Linked DNA regions of Homo sapiens: region 2 is linked to region 1. Evidence: read pairs that join two places in POLR2A ChIA-PET (ENCODE). Cell type or tissue: B cell. All regions are shown on one strand. Each heading gives the region's core, and the rest is flanking DNA. Links, peaks and the distances in the headings are about the cores only.

Evidence for each region. Peaks named below come from ENCODE experiments on the same cell type or tissue, not always from the same donor. Only the 100,000 strongest peaks of a DNase experiment are listed, where the experiment ranks them.
Region 2: POLR2A ChIA-PET joins it to region 1 with 6 read pairs; 3 of 35 experiments call an interaction of 5 or more read pairs at or near these places.

What each region holds. Positions count from the first base shown.
Region 1 is chr21:32,715,699-32,718,613 of GRCh38, reverse strand. The region is part of intron 2 of SYNJ1 (synaptojanin 1); the gene reads left to right. Among named protein-coding and RNA genes, the nearest start is that of SYNJ1, 11 kb to the left of the region's middle. In B cell, for the core only: no CTCF peak of the experiment used is centred there; no DNase peak of the experiment used is centred there; H3K27me3 peaks cover 1,889 bases.
Region 2 is chr21:33,392,783-33,395,697 of GRCh38, reverse strand. No RefSeq gene overlaps it. Among named protein-coding and RNA genes, the nearest start is that of IFNGR2, 9.2 kb to the left of the region's middle. In B cell, for the core only: no CTCF peak of the experiment used is centred there; DNase peaks (open chromatin) are centred at 743 and 1,201; H3K27ac peaks cover 408 bases.

The sequences.
Region 1 (2,915 bases), core at 251-2,750:
TCCTGTCTCTTTTAAAGAAAAATTTGCAAGTTGAGGGAAGAAGTGACTTTTTATAGTTGACTTTTTCAGCAGAGAAATCATGAAATTTAGACTTGTTATATATCACTTTATGTTAGGGTTGCAAAAATTCATTTTCTTTTTATAAATACCTTTGGAAGGTGCATATTTATTTTCTTTCTTTTTTTATGTGCCCCTGTAGTCTGAGGAATGTACGTATTTAATAGAAAGTAACTTAAATGTCAACTCTTTAAAAAGAAAATCAACCAAACTTTTTTATTCTGGGTTGGTAGTAGGATTGACCTAGGGTCAAACCAGTAGTTAGTTCTTAAGTGCTTTCATTTCTTCACCACTTAACTTTGCTATGAGGAAATAAAAAGGAAAGGCAGAACTTCCACTCTCACTGAATAGTAAAAACTCTGTGGCTTTTTATTACATCATCTCAGGTCTATCAGATGTTCTAACTTGTCCTATAAAATATACGTAACTCAGGACTATAACGGGAGCTTCTGACCATAGTGGAGTAACAGGAACTAGATTTACCCTCCTACCTTAAGTAACAACAACAAAATGAACAAAATACATGGAATGATTTGCAGACCTTGAACAAAAGGCAGCACAAGATGCTGACCCCTGAGAGAAGGGAAACAAATGAGGTGGGTTTTATGAATGCTCCAGCTTACTGCCTGGAGAGCTTCCAGGCCACAGCAGCAGAAGAGTCACTCAAGCAAAGCTTGACAGGATTCCTGAGTAGGGAATATGGGGAGGCCAAGGCAGCCAGAATCTCAGGGCTGTGTACTAGAGATGAGACAGTTGCACAAAGAGCTCCAGAGATCTGTAGAGGACTCCGTTTGAGACTTCAGCTCAGTGTTGATCGGTGCCAGTGTGTAAGGAAACCATTTGAGGCAGGGAAAGAATCACCAAAAAGGAGTAGGCAGAAAAATTTCTGGAGCTCACACAGGGCTGGGAATAGTTCATGTTTAACAACTAGAGTGGAGAAGTCCTGCATGGAGAATTAGGTTGAGTACTGCAAAGGGTATACTGCTTCAGTAAAGGGGCAAAGTAGTCCTAGACTAAATTCCACTCCAGCCCTCCCTAACAAAGCTTAAAAGCAAGACCCAAAGGGATGCCACTGTTTCCAAGTAACCGAACTTCCAAATAACTGTATCCCAGAACGAAGTTTAAGAATATTTATAGGAATATAGGAAAATATACCTCATAAGGAGCAAAGTCAAATGTAGAAACAGATGCTGTAATAGACAAGGACATTAAAACAGCTATTGTAAATATACTCCATATGTTCAACAAGTAGAGGAAAAAATGAACCTGTTAAGACGAGATATGAAAAATGTGAAAGAGGCCAGGCACGGTGGCTTACACTGTTAATCCCAGCACTTTGGGAGGCCGAGGTGGGCGGATCACCTGAGGTCAGGTGTTCAAGACCAGCCTGGCCAACATGGTGAAATCCCATCTCTACTAAAAATACAAAATTAGCCGGGCGTGGTGGCAGGCACCTGTAATCCCAGCTACTCGAGAGGCTGAGGCAGGAGAATTACTTGAACCCAGGAGTTGGAGGTTGCAGTGAGCCAAGAGCATGCCATTGCATTCCAGTCTGGGCAACAGAGCAAGACTCCGTCTCTAAAAAAAAAAAAAGTGAAAGACCCAAATTAGACTTCTAGATGTGGTAGGGATTACTATATTAGACATTGTAGAAGAAATGATTGGCAAACTTGAAGACATAGTAATAGAAACTGTCCAAAATAAAATACAGAGAGAAAAAAGGCTAAAATAAATAAATACACAGAGCATCAGTGAACTGCAGGACGACTTCCGGTGACCCAATATACATGAATATGTGGATCCCAGAAAGAAGTTGGTAGGGAAGAAAAACACTTGAAGAAATAATAGCTGGCACTTTTGCAAATTTCATGAAAGCTATGAATCCACATATCCAAGAAGCTAAATGAACATAAAGCAGAACACTATACCCAAATACATGATCAAGTTACTGTTTACCAGTGATACAGAGAAGATCTTAAAAGTAGCCCAAGGAAGAAAAGACACACATTTACAGAAGAGTGAAGATAAGAATGATAGTAGACTTTTCTTTGCAAGCAATCCAAGCCAGAGGACATTGGGAACATCTTTAAAGTACTGGAAGGAAGAAACCAAACCAAACCATTCACCTAGAGTTTTGTACCCAACCACAAATGAAGATGTAAAGACTTTTCAGACATTCGAAGGTTGAAAAAATATGAGCTAATTATAATGACTAGCAGTTTAATATTGTAGTATTACCTTTCTTAGTATCCAATACCAACATTTTCAAAACTTTTGAGATTATAAAGTCTGAATCAGTGAAATTTTGAAAGAAGCATACAAAGTGAAAGAAGCAATAAAGAGTGGAATGGGCTAGTGCAATTGTTTAGCCTTGTTAGAGTATCAAAAGGAAGTATAGTTTTAAAAATTGTGCATGATTTTTACTGGTGACAATTAAAATTTGCTTTGAGTGTTTTAATGGTTGTTAATAAGAATTTGTATTTTATCTTTTTCCAGCTTAAATAGAGTTTATAAATATAAGCCATTGCTGATCAGTAGTGTTACGTATGTGAGCACATGCATTCACATTGGGTTGCATTTCATAGCTACTGAACCAAATGATGAATGATTTGGCACTTGGAGAAAATAAATTTGGCATTTGGAGAGATATATAAATTCTTCTTGGTTGGATACTCATTACTTCCTCAGTTCAGAATGAAAAAATTTTAGACCCTTGAAATTCCTGGATAATTCTGGGCCAACTGAGTCAGTGAAAAGAAAAAAATTAAAAAAAAACTTTATTGTCTCAAAACATTAAATATTTCTATATGTTAAATGTACTTATTAAAATTTTGTGTTTCTATTTCATTATAGTCTTA
Region 2 (2,915 bases), core at 219-2,718, 680 kb before region 1:
TTTTCATGAGGGACATCAGTTCCATATAACCCAAAGAATCTAATGTCACATATTCTGAAAGTGAAAAACAGTTGTTATTCTTACTCTCTTTCTTTGCAAACATACATATGAATACCCTTTCAGATACTCTTTACCTTGTTTATTGTGACTCTCTTTGCTTTCAAAAAATACATTTGAATCTTTTTTCCAAACATGTATTTTGATTTGATTACTGTTACTTTTCGGGTTTGGAAAGTGTGTACTTGAACCTCTTGTAAATCTTGTATTCTCTGAGTTTGTTCACCTTCAAGAGCATGACTTCCTCGTGTGTGTGTGTGTGTATGCATGTGTATACGTGTCTTGGGAAGGGCTTGGTCTTTGGCTATGCCAATATGTAAAAAAAGAGCCCATAGGCCGAGCGCAGTGGCTCACACCTGTAATCCCAGCACTTTGGAGGGCCGAGGCAGTGGATCTCACGAGTTTGAGACCAGCTGGCTAACACGGTGAAACTCTGTCTCTATTAAAAGTACAAAAATTAGTCGGGTGTGGTGGTCCATGCCTGTAATCCTAGCTACTCGGGAGGCTGTGGGAGGATTGCTTGAAGCCGTGAGGCAGAGGTTGCAGAATCATGCCACTGCACTCCAGCCTGAGCAACAGAGCGAGACTCTGTCTCAAAATACATAAATTAAATAAATAAATACATAATTTTTTTAAAAGAGCCCATAAAACAGAGATGTGAGAAACAGAAGTGAAGATGTCACCGGCTTCTGCCTGATGGGTGCTCATTTTATGTAGATTGTTAAGGAAATAGCAACAGTCACTATCTCAAAAACACCTGTGCTGGGCCGGGCAAGGTGGCTCACGCCTGTAATCCCAGCACTTTGGGAGGCCCAGGCGGGCTGATCACGAGGTCAGGAGATCGAGACCATCTTGGCTATCACGGTGAAACCCGTCTGTACTAAATATACAAAAAATTAGCCGGGCGCGGTGGCGGGCGCCTGTAGTCCCAGCTACTCAGGAGGCTGAGGCAGGAGAATGGCGTGAACCCGGGAGGCGGAGGTTGCAGTGAGCCGAGATAGCGCCACTGCAGTCCAGCCTGGGCGACAAAGCAAGACTCCGTTTCAAAAAAAAAAAAAAAACACCTGTGCTTGCCTTGCCACAGCAGAACCACACCGTAGGAATCAGTCTCAGTGAATCCAGTCCCGGTTTTGCAACCATACAGAAGTTGCCAGTCAGCGTTTCTGGTGACAGAACCACATTGCCACACTGAAGGGGTGCAATACTAGCCACAAATGAAGAAACTCGATGTTTTCACTTTCTTAGGAAGCCTGCCTGGGAGCACATGGGTGGCTTCCAAGGGGTTTTGAAATGCTGGGGCCACACTAAGGGACTTCACCCTTCCATGTAGGACTCTCAAGATGCAGGGAACCAGGCTGAGGATGCCCAGCTCAGAGATGGGTGGGCCAGTCTCTTTTGCCAGTGCACCCCATGGAGGTCTGGCCGGGCCCCCAGTTCTTGGAAGCTGGATTCGTTTCCTATGGCTGCGGTAATGCATCCCCCCAAACTTAGTGGCTTAAAACAAAAATTCATTCTCTTATAGTTTTAGAGGTCAGAAATCCCAAATGGGGCTGGGTGCTCATGCCTGTAATCCCAGCACTTTGGGAGGCTGCGATGAGAGGATCACTTGAGTCTAGGAGTTGAGAACAGCCTGGGCAACACAGCAAGACTCTGTCTCTACAAAAAATAAAACATTAGCCAGGCGTGGTGGTGGGCACCTGTAGAGGACTACTCAAGAGGCTGAGTTGGGAGGATCACTTGAGCCCAGGAGTTTGAGGCTGCAGTGAGCTATGATTGCACCACTGCATTCCAGCCTGGGTGACAGAGTGAGACCCTGTCTATAAAAAAGGAAGGGACATCAGTTCCATATAACCCAAAGCCTGGGTAACAGAATGAGACCCTATCTATAAAAAAGAATAGGAAAAGAAAGGGAGGGTGGTGGTGCATGCCTGTAGTCCCAGCTACTAGGGAGCCTGAGATAGGAGGATCTCTTGAATCCAGGAGGCAGAGATTGCAGTGAGCCGAGATGGTGCCACTGCACTGCAGCCTGGGCAACAGAGTGAGACTTTGTTTCAAAAAAAAAAAAAAAAAAGGAAGGAAGAAAGAGAGAAACCCAAAATGGATTGGCAAGGCTGTGGTCCTTCCAGAGGCTCTGGGGAGAATCAGTTCCTTGCCCTTTGCAGCTTCTAGTAAGGCTGCCACATTCCTTTTTTCTTTTTTTGAGACGGAGTCTCACTCTGTTCTCCTGGCTGCAGTGCAATGGTGTGATCTGGGGTCACTGCAAACTCCGCCTCCTGGGTTCAAGCGATTCTCGTGCCTCAGCCCCCTGAGTAGCTGGGATTAGAGGCACATGCCACCAGGCCTGGCTATTTTTTTTTTTTTTTTTTTTGTATTTTTAGTAGAGATGGGGTTTTGCCATTTTGGCCAGGCTGGTCTTGAACTCCTGACCTCAGGTGATACGCCCGCCTTGGCCCCCCAAAGTGCTGGGATTACAGGCGTGCGCCACTGCGCCCGGCTGCATTCCTTAACTCATGCTCCCTGCTTCCATCTTCAAGCCATCTTCAAACCACCCTAATCTCTGCTTCCATCCCCACCCCTCCTCCACGGACCCTCCTGCCTGCCTCTTCCCCATGCAAGGACTGTTGTGATGACATTGGGCTCACCCAATAATCTAGGATCATCTTTCCGTCTCGAGACCCTTCGCTTAGTCACATCTGCCAACTCCCCTTTATCATGGAAGGTAACATATTCGCAAATGTTGGGGGTTAGGTTGTGGACATCTCTGGGGGTCATTATTCAGCCTACCATAGGGGCTACACAGAATGACACTGGACAGATAGGTGGCAGCTCTCAGCGTCTGGACCTTGGACTCTTTGCCC